3 separate regions of the Homo sapiens genome follow, and regions 1 and 3 are each linked to region 2. A link is a contact called in ENCODE Hi-C or POLR2A ChIA-PET data. All regions are on one chromosome and are shown on one strand. The core of a region is the stretch at or near the end of the contact, and the rest is flanking DNA. Distances in the headings are between cores, read along the strand shown.

Region 1 (3,406 bases), core at 636-3,135, 4.6 Mb before region 2:
CGAATGTGAATGTGAATGTGAATGCTGACATGGTCCTTGTCTTCAGTAAGTTCCCTGTGTAATAGTGGCGGCAGGTAAACTACAGATCAACTAAAACTAAGCCTAAAGCATGATGTTTATCTACACTCAATAGGCACTTGTTACTGGGCTACGAATGTGAATGTGACATGGTCCTCGTCCTCAGTAAGTTCCCTGTGTAATAGTGGCGGCAGGTAAACTACAGATCAACTAAAACTAAGCCTAAAGCATGATGTTTATCTACACTCAATAGGCACTTGTTACTGGGCCACGAATGTGAATGTGACATGGTCCTCGTCCTCAGTAAGTTCCCTGTGTAATAGTGGCGGCAGGTAAACTACAGGCAACTAAACTACAGGTCACTTTTCTCACAAAAGTGAGAATACAGTTCCTAGACTACAAGGGGGAATGTTTAAGTTGGATAGATAATTTAGAGCTAGCCCTTTAAGGGATAAAGATAATTTAAAGGATGGATGGAGAATTCTAGGCCGAGGGACTAACAGATATTGAGTCCCTACATTAATTACTATAAAAATAAATCAAAGAAGATTCTTACATGAACCTATGCAGGTAAATTCAGATTTTTTTCCCCCTGGTGGATTTGCTCTGAGTTGAGGTAATGAGAGCTAACATTGATTCAGTGCCTGCTATGTTTTGCACTGTTAGGTACTTTACATGTTATCTCATGTAATACCTCTTTAAACCTCATTTTACAACTAAAATTAAATGACAGCTAGGAGCTAGGAAATGGCAAAGTTACGATTCCAAGTCTGGACTGGTTGTCCACAAAAGCCCCTGCTCTTGCCATAATGATGCCACTTCTTTCAAAGAATTCAGAATTTTCTTCACAGCTTTAAAAATGCATAGATTCTGAAGCCTCTCACTTCCTTCCAATTAGTTGCCTACCTAGAAAGTTATTTCCTCCACTTGAGCTCATCACCCCTTCTTAGCGCTCCTTTGGATTACTGTAATTTCTTTTTCTTTGACCTCACCTTTCGTCTGATGGATTAGTGTAATCTTTCCCAAATTTGTTAATCTGAAGAATTCAGGAGCTTCTCAAAATGCAGGTTCCCAAGCCATGCTCCAGGACATCGATTCAGAATTGGATCAAGGCCTAGAATCTGTGTTTTTAACAAGCATTTGACTCAAGGGTATCAAATTGGAGGAAGCACTGAGTTGGTGGACTACCTTAATTGATCTACCCATTTTCAGTCTCTTCTGCCAACCCATTCGCTCCACCCCACCCCCAGTCCGTTTTTCCGTTTTGCCCTCAAGGTCCCTGAAGACTTCCATATCATTTCGCATTGTTTTATTTGGGGCACTGTGCCGCACTACCTGGGCCCACAGCAGGCGCGCAATATTTACTGACAAATACAACCCACGAGGTAGTTCCTATTATTACCCTTCAATTTGAAATTGAGAATAAAACAGAAGTCGACAAGTTGAGGTAGCTTGTGACATCAGTATTTCGTATTTAATCCAGAAAGCACTGCTTCAACGCCCAGTGCGTGCAAGGTTCCACTCTCGGGCCAGCGGTCCTCTCCCAAAGCCCGTTCTTCCTAAGTGTGCGGCCGCCATCCAGGACACGCCACGCTCGTAAAAGGTCACCTGAAGCATCTACCCTCCACGCTCAAGAGGTAGGCGGAGGAGCGCGCCCTTTTCTCCAAAATGGCTGAGCAGGGTCACGTGGGCTCGGGGGCGGGGCCGGTGCGCTCGCCGGAGCCTGGAAGTGGGTCACGTGGCTCAGACGGGGGCGGTAGCTGTGGGGGCGTGGCCGTCACACGGCGCGATCCGTCTGGGCAGCGGCTCTTCGGGGGCCACGCCCTCCGGGCCCTGGGGGCCTAGCGCGCGACGGTGGGGTGGAGCTAGCCTCGTGACCTTTTACCCCAACATGGCTGCGCCCGTGGGACCGGTGAAGTTCTGGCGACCCGGTAAGGCCCTTGGTGGAACGCTGGGCAGATGCGGCGGCCTGACTTCGGTCTTGGCGCCGCGGCCGGCGCCCTGGGGCCAGCAGACCTGCTCGCAGGCCTGACCTCGGCGAGCTGGGCGCTGCCGCCTCTGTGCGGGGGGAGCTCTGGCTCAGGCTCCCCAGTGGTCCCGAGGGATTTGGGGGTGCTCCCCTAGCGTGAGCAGAAACTCTTTGTGACCTTGTTAAAGTGGTCCAGCCTCCTCAGGCCTCGTCTTCCTCGTTACTGATGCTTGTCCTGCCCACCCCGCGAGATGGGGAATCCTAAAGCTCCCTCTCGTGTCTCGTTAGCGCCCTGGGGTTGCGCTGTGGCCCGACAGACAATGCTGCTCGCTGCTGGAGGCTTGCAAGCCCAAGTTATGGAGTCAGACTGTCCGGGTTCGAATTTTCGTCTCTGCCTTGTAGTAGGGTGACCTTGGGCGAGTCACTTAATGCCTCTGAGCCATGACTTCTTTACCTGTAAAGTGGGCAGAACAATAGCTTCTATGCTGTGGGCTTAAATGACAAGCAGAACGCGTTGTCAGACTTAGAATAAATGCTCAAAAAAAGGGAAAGTGTGTTATTTTCTTTTAGGATAATTGTTGTCCACTCCGAATGTCTACTAGAAAAGGGAACAGTCCTTCATATTGGCTGCCAGCCACTTCCTCTCTTACAGACTAACACGAATCACAATCACAAAATGCTTTACTTGTTTTGTCTTGATATTTACTCATTAATCAGGTTTTTACTGAATGTGCATATGCCAGACCGTACTAGATGCATTACTTCCTCTCTGCAAACAGTTTCTTGTAAAAAACAAAAGTTTTTAAATTACAGCTACCAGCTTGATTTTTTTCTACCACCTGCACCCCTGCAGGTCTGGATGTGCAAAGTATATTGCAGCAAAAATGAAATGACACCAAGAATGTAATATAAGCAAAGCTTTTAATTTTTCAGTGGTTCTCTGAAATTCTGACCATGCATATAAGTGATGTGAGAGATAAACCCAAGCAAGAGATATGTTTAATGCTTTTTAAAAATTTGTAGTCTGTCACTTGACAGTTTTATGGTTCAGCATTTCAAGTCATCAGCCAATTATCCATCCTGAGTTTTATTTGCATCCAAAACTAGGAACTTACTAAGTAATGAATACTTTTAATTTATTCACGCTTTTAGTAACAGGTGAAAGTGTTAGGTATAATAAAGAGCTGAATTAATTGTTTGAAATCAGACCAGGGTACTATTTTGGTTAAAGAACGTGGAATTACTCTTAAGAGTTCTATTTCATTATTTAGTTCATCCATTGAGGGTACACTTATTGAAAACCTAATCCTGTGTTCAGGAGACAAATACAGATGCTCAGGGCTCTGCTCTCAAGTTACTGTCTCTCTCTTAATTGAATATAAAGTTAGATGTCCTCTAGAAGAGATTTTACAATGAGAC
Region 2 (3,727 bases), core at 187-2,686:
TTATTATTACTATTATTATTGGAGAGAAAAGGTGTTACTGTTACCCAGGTCCCAGACTCCTGGCCTCAAGCAGTCCTCCCACCTTGGCCTCCCAAAATGCTGGGATTACAGGCAGAAGCCACTTCATCTGACCAAAGAGAATTCTCAAATCACCCTGTTCTCCACTTTCTTTTTGAGACAAGGTCTCACTGTGTTGCCTAGGCTAGAGTGCGGCGGCACCATGACGGCTCACTGCAGCCTCAACCTCCTAGGATCAATCAATCAATCCTCCCACCTCAGTCTCCCAAGCAGCTGGGACTACAGGCGCGCGCCACCACGCCCAGGTAATTTTTCCTATTTTTAGTAGATACCGGGTTTCGCCATGTTGCCTAGGCTGGCCTCAAACTCCTGGGCTAAAGAGATCCACCTGCCTCGGCCTCCCAAAGTGCTGGGATTACAGGAGAGAGCCGCTGCGCCCGGCCCGTCTCCACTTTTAAAATTTCCAGTGACAGAAATTGTGGAAAGCAACACGAGTTGTATGTGTTTTAATATCCTAGATTCGAAGACAAACATAAATGTAAATAAAAACTGTCAGAGCTCTCTGCAATCTTCAGTTTGGGTCTTCCAGGCTGCTGCAGCGTTGTTCACAAATCCACACACCTCTAAAGGCAGGCACAGAGCGCTTTCCTGGGTAGTCGGGTGGCCTGTTGGTAGTTGCAGGCTTCTGGTTTCCCATCTTAATGGCGATGGCAGGGCAACCTGTATTGGTGGTGCTTTTGCACAAGCAGTTCTTTCTGCCGGGAACGCCCTTCCCCAGCCTTTGCCTTAATGAATACCACTCTCTCTTCAAATCTCTGCTCAACAGGGGCGCCTTTTTGACCAGCTTAGTCGTTAGACTCCCTAATACAGTTCATAGTTTTCACATTTTTGTAGAATCTATTCAAGTTCTAACTCCCCGCCATGCTCGCCGGCGCTCAAGCCTAGTACCATGGCAAGCAAAGATGCGGAGTTAATAAAACAGAATTATACGGTTTATCATTCTCAACACTAAACCTGCGCACCCTTTTCCGTTAAGTAGTTCCTAATAGTCCAGCACAGCCTTCCGCCCGGCCCCGCCCTCGCCTGGCTCCACTCTGCTCCTGCGCTTTGGGAATCGAAGCTGGGGCGTTCTCCAACCCCCCCGCGCTGGAAGCCTTCACTATTCTCCTCCCTGTGGGTGGAGCGAAGTTTGGGCACTTGGGTCCTACCGTTGTTATTAGTCTTTACTCGTAATTGATACTAAAGAACAAAATTAAATGGGTTTATTTTTGGTGAAAAGTTAATTCTCCTTATGTTTGGATTTGCCCCTCATGCACCAAATGGTACAGCCCCACATCAGTCAGGCTGCCTACCCCTGACGCCTGCGACGGAGAGGCGCCTTCCGTGCTGTCGTCATCACGTCGGCCGGAGCTAGCGCTGCGTCCTGGGCCACGCCTCCCGGCGCACCGACGCGCCTCTCCGGTTACTAAGCGGCCTTGGATACCTGGCCGCGGGATGCTGGGCGGCGTCAGGTGAGCGGTGGTCGCTGGGCCTCAGGTAAAGGGCGCCAACAGTGGTGGGCCGGCTGGGGCGTTGGTGCGGCCTGGGAGCTGGCGAGGGACTCGCCGCACTCTTCGAGGCCGCTGGGCCGGTCATAGAACATCCAGGGTCCCCCGGGGTGAAGTAAACTGTGGGCGCGGACGTAGCCCGGGTTCCTGGCGCCCCGGCTGGGCGCCCATCTCCACGGCCTCGGGTGGTGCAGGTGTTTAGTCGTTCCGCTGACTATGAAAGAGCATGGGACGAGGAATCGTACAGTCTTAATCTCTCTTCTGTCGTGGCTGCGACCCCTCGGTATTCATGTGGGAAAATACTGATTTGACTGGTAATGTTATTGAAGAGAAAGCGAGAGAATGGTTTGGCAGCGTTACCCAAATATTTGTTATTTTTATAGTTTTAAAGGCCTTATACTATTATTAAGGAAATGCATTTCTGGCTAAGTCTGACAGTACAGGAACGCAGACCTGCTACTCTCACCAGGGGCTGAACTAACAGAACAAAAAAAGATAGATGTATCACGGTGGTGGGACCATGGAGGGGGCAGTTTTTCAACTGGACAAAATGATGTTAAAGTGCTTAAAGAAGGATAAATATGTGAAAGTAGCCAGGAAAATTCTAAAATTAATGCTAATAAGGGAGATTAGCTCTCCAGAACCACCAGATATTATAACATAAAGGTATAGCAATTAAACTAGCATAGAAGATGGGTGCAGCAGTGTGGGCCCGTAGTCCTGGCTACTTGGTAGGCTGAGGCGGCAGGATCCCTTGAGCCCAGGAGTCAGAGACCAGCATGGGTATCAAAAGGAAACCCTGTCTCTGAAAATAAATAAATTAATTTAAAAAGTTTGGGACTCAGCAGGAGCTTACAGGTAGATAAAATATATTAGAACTCAGAATAAGAGCGATTTATATATAGGGATTTATTATATAGGCGAGGTGGTACTGTATTTCAAATCAGCATTGAAGAGATGAATTGGGGTCAGGCAGCTTTTTTAGCAATTTAGAAAATAATTAAACCAGTCGAGCGAGGTGGCTCACACCTGTAATCCCAGCACTTTGGGAGGCCAAAGCGGGTGGATCACTTGAGGTCAGGAGTTCCAGACCAGCCTGGCCAACCTGGTGAAACACCGTCTCTACTATGGCGCGCGCCTGTAATCCCAGCTACTGGGGAGGCTGAGGCAGGAGAATTGCTTGAACTTGGGAGGCGGAGGTTGCAGCGAGCCGAGATTGCACCACTGCACTCCAGCCTGGGTGACAGAGCAAGACTATGCTTTGAAAAAGAAGGAAAAAAAAAAGGAATGAAGCCCATTTTGAGCACCACAATAATTTCCAAATGGACTAAAATTTAAATGTTAAAAAATTACATCACGAATTAGCCGGGTGTGTTTGGGCGCCTGTAGTCCCAGCCGCTTGGGAGGCTGAGGCACGAGAATCTCTTGAATCTGGGAGGCAGAGGTTGTGGTGAGCCGAGATCGTGCCACTGCACTCCAGCTTAGGCCACAGAGCAGACTCTCTCAAAAAAAAAAAAAAATTACATCATGAAGTACTGAAGTAAAGCATTGTTGAATTTATTTATAATCTTAGAATGACAAAAAACTCTTCTAAGTGTTTCATGTCATCCAGAAGCCAGGAAGGAAAAGATTCATACTTTTAACTCTATAAAATTTAAAATCTATATGGCCTGCAAAATTCAACCAAACCAAAAAAACTACCAGAAGCCAAATAAACTTATGAAAATGTTTGTTTAATGATCAATTAGAAAATTATGAAACCCGACTGGGTGCAGTGGCTCATGCCAGTAAACCAGCACTTTGGGAGGTTGAGGTAGGAGGATCACTTGAGGTCAGGAGTTCAAGGGCAACATAGCGAGACCTTGCTTCTACAAAAAATTTAAAAATTAGCTGGACACTGGTGCGCGCCTGTAGTCCCAGCTACCCATGAGGTTGAAGTGGGATGATTGCTTGAGCCTGGGAGGTCAAGGCTACAGTGAGTTGTGATTGCAGCACTGCACTCCCAGCCTGGGTCACAGAGTGGGACTTTTATCTCAAATAATAATAATAAGAAGAAGTTTTTAAAAAGAAAAATTTAAAGAGAAAAATGATCAAGAGTACCTGGACAAGAAAATCAGAAGAAATACAAGTGGCAAAAATCTATAGCAAGAGACAACTATCTC
Region 3 (3,822 bases), core at 769-3,268, 3.8 Mb after region 2:
CGTCCAGAGTTAACGCAGCCATATGCCAGGAGGCATAACTCCGGAGCAATAAAGTCTCCCCTCTCCTCCTAAAATTAGGACTTGTGGGCTTTCTTGTCCCACACGGTTCCCACAAAGAAAACGAAGAGCTGATGGCTTGCTTTCCCTGCCCCCCCCCAACCCCCACATGGACAACAGATGCCCACTGCTTGTACATAAATTCTTCCTGGCCGGGAATCTCATATCAAACAGGCTCAGGAACGAGCTGGGAATCGAAACTCACTGTACGGCAGGGCAGGACCCAGGCTTTATAAAAACGGACAGGATGTTGCTGTTGTTACTGTTTTAGGCTGCTGAGGCCAAGCTGCAGGGAGGGACAGCTCCATGGCCACCCAACCTGACAAAGCTCCAGGGCTCAGGACAGCAGGCCTGGGCCTCACCAAAAGGGAGGGGCCTGCTCTTCCTGGAGGTAGAAAGCTGCATGGGGAGACTAAATGGGAGGAGGCGAGAGGTGGAGGCCACAGTGAAGCAGTGCGTGCTCACCCTCCTAGCTGTGTGGGCAGCGGCCCTCCACCGCCATCCCATATGGAATGCTGTTTGTTTCTGCGGGTGCTGCTTTGAGGGGAACAAACAGGACTGTGGGGTTGGTGGCAGATCTCCCATGCAGCTAAGTCCACGAACCAATGAGGAAATAAAATATGCCGCTGGTGTGCGTGGTGGATTTTAACCTGGGATTAAAGCTTGTTGCATAAGCAGCTACAGCATCCTCCCCGCCTCCCTCCCTCTCTCTGATCACTTGATCACTTGAAATGTTTTCTGGGGCAAAGAGCAGGAAGCTGCTGGCTTATTCTGGCAGCTCTGCTCTGTTTGAGGAATGCTGTTGGCATTCGGGTAGGTCTGAGGTTATCTGGAAAACAGCAATTCGGCTGGGGACAGACACAAAAGTATGGTGGCAGATGGAATCCTGGGAGGAACACAGATTGAAAAGAAAGCCTGGGGCAGGCCTACGAAGGGCTGGTCCTGGGCTTCATGGAATGTGGCTGATAAGCAGGAAATAAAACCAAATGTTGCAGGTCTCAATCTAGAAATCCATTCAGCAGCTCCTCTTAAAGCCCCACTGCAGTGAGTATCCCAGCAGTTACTTCTAAATTAGTGCTTTACATAGACTGATTCCTGAAGTAGGTGGCATTGTTAGAAACCTGGAACTAAGCCCAGAGAGGTGAAGTGAGCTGCCCAAGGTCACACAGCTGGGAAGTGCCAGAGATCAGATGTCCACCCCGTTAGCACTTCACATCCCTAAACTCTGTACCTTCTCCTGGCTCTAAAGAAAGAAGCAAAAGCAAAGCCGAACCAAGCACAGCAGAAACAATGAGGCTGAAACCTACGAACAGCAACTGCATAATCTGTGTTTTCTTTTAGGAGGTAGACCAGTTTTTTGCTTTTTTGTTTTTTGATACAGTGTCTCGCTCTGTCGCCCAGGCTTGAGTGCAGTGGCATCATCACAACTCAATGCTGCAACCTGAAGACCCACCCTTTTGAGGTGGGTTTTCAGTATTGAATGATGGCGCTGAAGGAAACTTTTAGATTAGACTCATTCAAATGCCCCTCATTACAGATTGAGGCCCAGAGGAAGCGACCCTCTCCCTCCCAACCTCCAGCAAGATGCAAGATGTCAAGGGGGAACACTTTGCCATCTCTAAAATTAGGCTTTTATATTCCCTGAAACCAGTGGTTCAACCATGGGGGGATTTGCCCTTCAGGGGGCATTTGGCAATGCTTGGAGACGTGTGGGTTGTCACAGTTAGGGAGGTTGTATTACCGGTATCCAGTGGGTAGAGGCCAAGGATGATGCAAAACATCCTATAAGTACACAAGACCAGCCCCGCCACAACAAGGAAGTATCTGATCCAAAATGTCCAAGGTTGGGAAACCCTGGCTTTAAGCCCTTTAAGGAAAGGGAAGAAAACAGTCCAATCATTCTGCCTCTGGCTAGAAAAGCCAGCACAGGCCTAAACAAGCAGGTTCTTTGGTGATATTAATAAGCAATGAGCTAATAAAAATAGATTAAAACGTGTCTCTCTTAATATTCCCAGGGTACAGAGAGGATTGGGGTACAGAATCAGGCTGTGGGGAGCCAGGCAGAGTGTCACAGTAACAACACTGGTCTCGAGGGAGAGGAAAGGCTGGCCCCAGCTCCCTTCCCCCAGCACCTTACGAGCTGAGGCCTGGCCTCCCTGAAATGGCTCGCCCGTTCCGCTGGCCTCCAGCCAGGCGAGCAGCAGCAGGAGCGGCCCCACAAGCTGCATCCCGAGATAGCCTGTTCGGCTGCCTACAAAAATAAGCACACTTGCAGTTATCGGCCTCCAGCTACAGCAGGCCTCTCTGACCGTTACGCGAAATGGACAGGATTGAGTCAGGGAAGTGTTTTAAATATCTTGTTTTGTTTTGTTCCTTTCTGGCCAATTAGAACCGAGGCCAACTTCGGGCACGGTGACAGAAGGGCTCACCTTCAGAGCCCGGAGCTGACTGTGTCATGTTACAGCCACAAAGAGGCAGATAGGAGCCTCCCTCCCTTGGAGAAGATGCCTACTAGGAGAGGGGTGTGGGGTTTTTTGGTTTTGTTTTGTTTTTTTACCTCTTTCTAGGAGGGACTGGCAGGATTAGGCAAACGGCGGGAGGGAAAACAAAAAGGGCTAGTGGAAAGGGCAGGGGGTGGATGGTCGCCCCTCATCAGGCAGATGGCCACAGCGCGGGTGGGGCGCCGAGCAAGGGATGCAGGAGCAGAAGGAAAATGAAAAGCAGGAAAACTCAGGCCCTACTCTTTTTTCTTCCTAGCAATTACTTTTATGGGCAGAAGACTATAGATTCGTTCGCTCTGTTTCTCCCTCCCACTGGACCGGTGGTTTTGCCCCCGCAAGGGGACATTTAGCAATGCCTAGGGACATTTTGGGTTGTCTCCATTTTGGGTTGTAAGATCTTTCAGGGAAGTGGGGAGTGCTACTGGCATCTAGTGCTGCTAAACATCCTACAACACATAGGACAAGACCCCCCAGCGGAGAATTAGCCAGCCTCAAATGTCAATAGTGCAGAGGCTGAGAAACTGTGCACCAGGCTGAGCACTTCACGAGGCAAGGAAGGACCTTGTCTGAATTCTTCACCATCATGCCCTCAAGAGTTGAACACAGCACTTGACATATATTAGAGCTCAGTAGAACACCATCTCCCATCCGGATGGTTGCAAGAATCTTACCTGAGCTCTCTGCTTCCGCCCTTGCAAACGCTTGTACACATGCACTCACACACACATACACACACTGTACCACCCAGGCTGCCAGTGATCCTTTTATTTTTTTTTCTCTCCCTTTTTTTTTTTTTTTTTTTGAGACAAAGTCTCACTCTGTCGCCCAGGCTAGAGTGCAGTGGCACAATCTCAGCTCACTGCAACCTCCGTATCCCAGGATCGTGCAATTCTCCTGCCTCAGCCTCCTGAGGAGCTGGGATTACAGGCACATGCCACCACACCCAGCTAATATTTTGTGTCTTTAGTAGAGACGGGGGTTTCACCATGTTGTCCAGGATGGTCTCGATCTCCTGACCTCGTGATCCGCCTGCCTTGGCCTCCCAAAGTGCTGGGATTACAGGCGTGAGCCACCATGCCCAGCCACTTATTTATTTTATTTTATTTTTTCTGAGACACAGTCTCACTCTGTCGCCCAGGCTGGAGTGCAGTGGCGCCATCTCAGCTCACTGCAACATCCGCCTCCTGGATTCAAGTGATTCTGCTGCCTCAGCCTCCCGAGTAGCTGGGATTACAGGTGCAAACCACCACGCCCGGCTAATTTT

Evidence for each region. Hi-C counts contacts between places; a loop is a spot of excess contacts on that map. ChIA-PET counts read pairs that join two places held with the same protein, here RNA polymerase II (POLR2A). Pooled maps may share reads with other maps.
Region 1: a pooled map shows a loop between it and region 2 (18-fold over the local background). The contact joins the promoter of DHX35 here to the promoter of IFT52 in region 2. A Hi-C loop is called at or near these places in 5 of 50 pooled maps.
Region 3: a loop to region 2 is called in a map of ovary, with 30 times the contacts of the local background. The contact joins the enhancer-like site here to the promoter of IFT52 in region 2. A Hi-C loop is called at or near these places in 1 of 168 maps with a recorded cell type or tissue (ovary). POLR2A ChIA-PET finds 5 or more read pairs at or near these places in 1 of 52 experiments (naive thymus-derived CD4-positive, alpha-beta T cell).

Annotation. Positions count from the first base shown.
Region 1 is chr20:38,960,459-38,963,864 of GRCh38, forward strand. DHX35 (DEAH-box helicase 35) reads left to right here and starts at 1,886. Exons shown (of 22, transcript NM_021931.4): 1 at 1,886-1,949. The coding sequence starts at 1,910. RefSeq lists a silencer at 1,751-1,870 and an enhancer at 1,911-2,220.
Region 2 is chr20:43,589,501-43,593,227 of GRCh38, forward strand. IFT52 (intraflagellar transport 52) reads left to right here and starts at 1,437. Exons shown (of 14, transcript NM_016004.5): 1 at 1,437-1,554. RefSeq lists an enhancer at 1,559-1,628.
Region 3 is chr20:47,358,478-47,362,299 of GRCh38, forward strand. No RefSeq gene overlaps it. Among named protein-coding and RNA genes, the nearest start is that of ZMYND8, 3.7 kb to the left of the region's middle. RefSeq lists enhancers at 1-475, 476-1,083, 648-942, 2,288-2,437, 2,308-2,602 and cis regulatory regions at 329-542, 2,045-2,700. Within about 2 kb of position 2,019, at least 35 of the 41 ENCODE cell types and tissues checked have a DNase peak (open chromatin) inside an H3K27ac peak, as active enhancers do; they include ovary, where a contact is called at or near this core.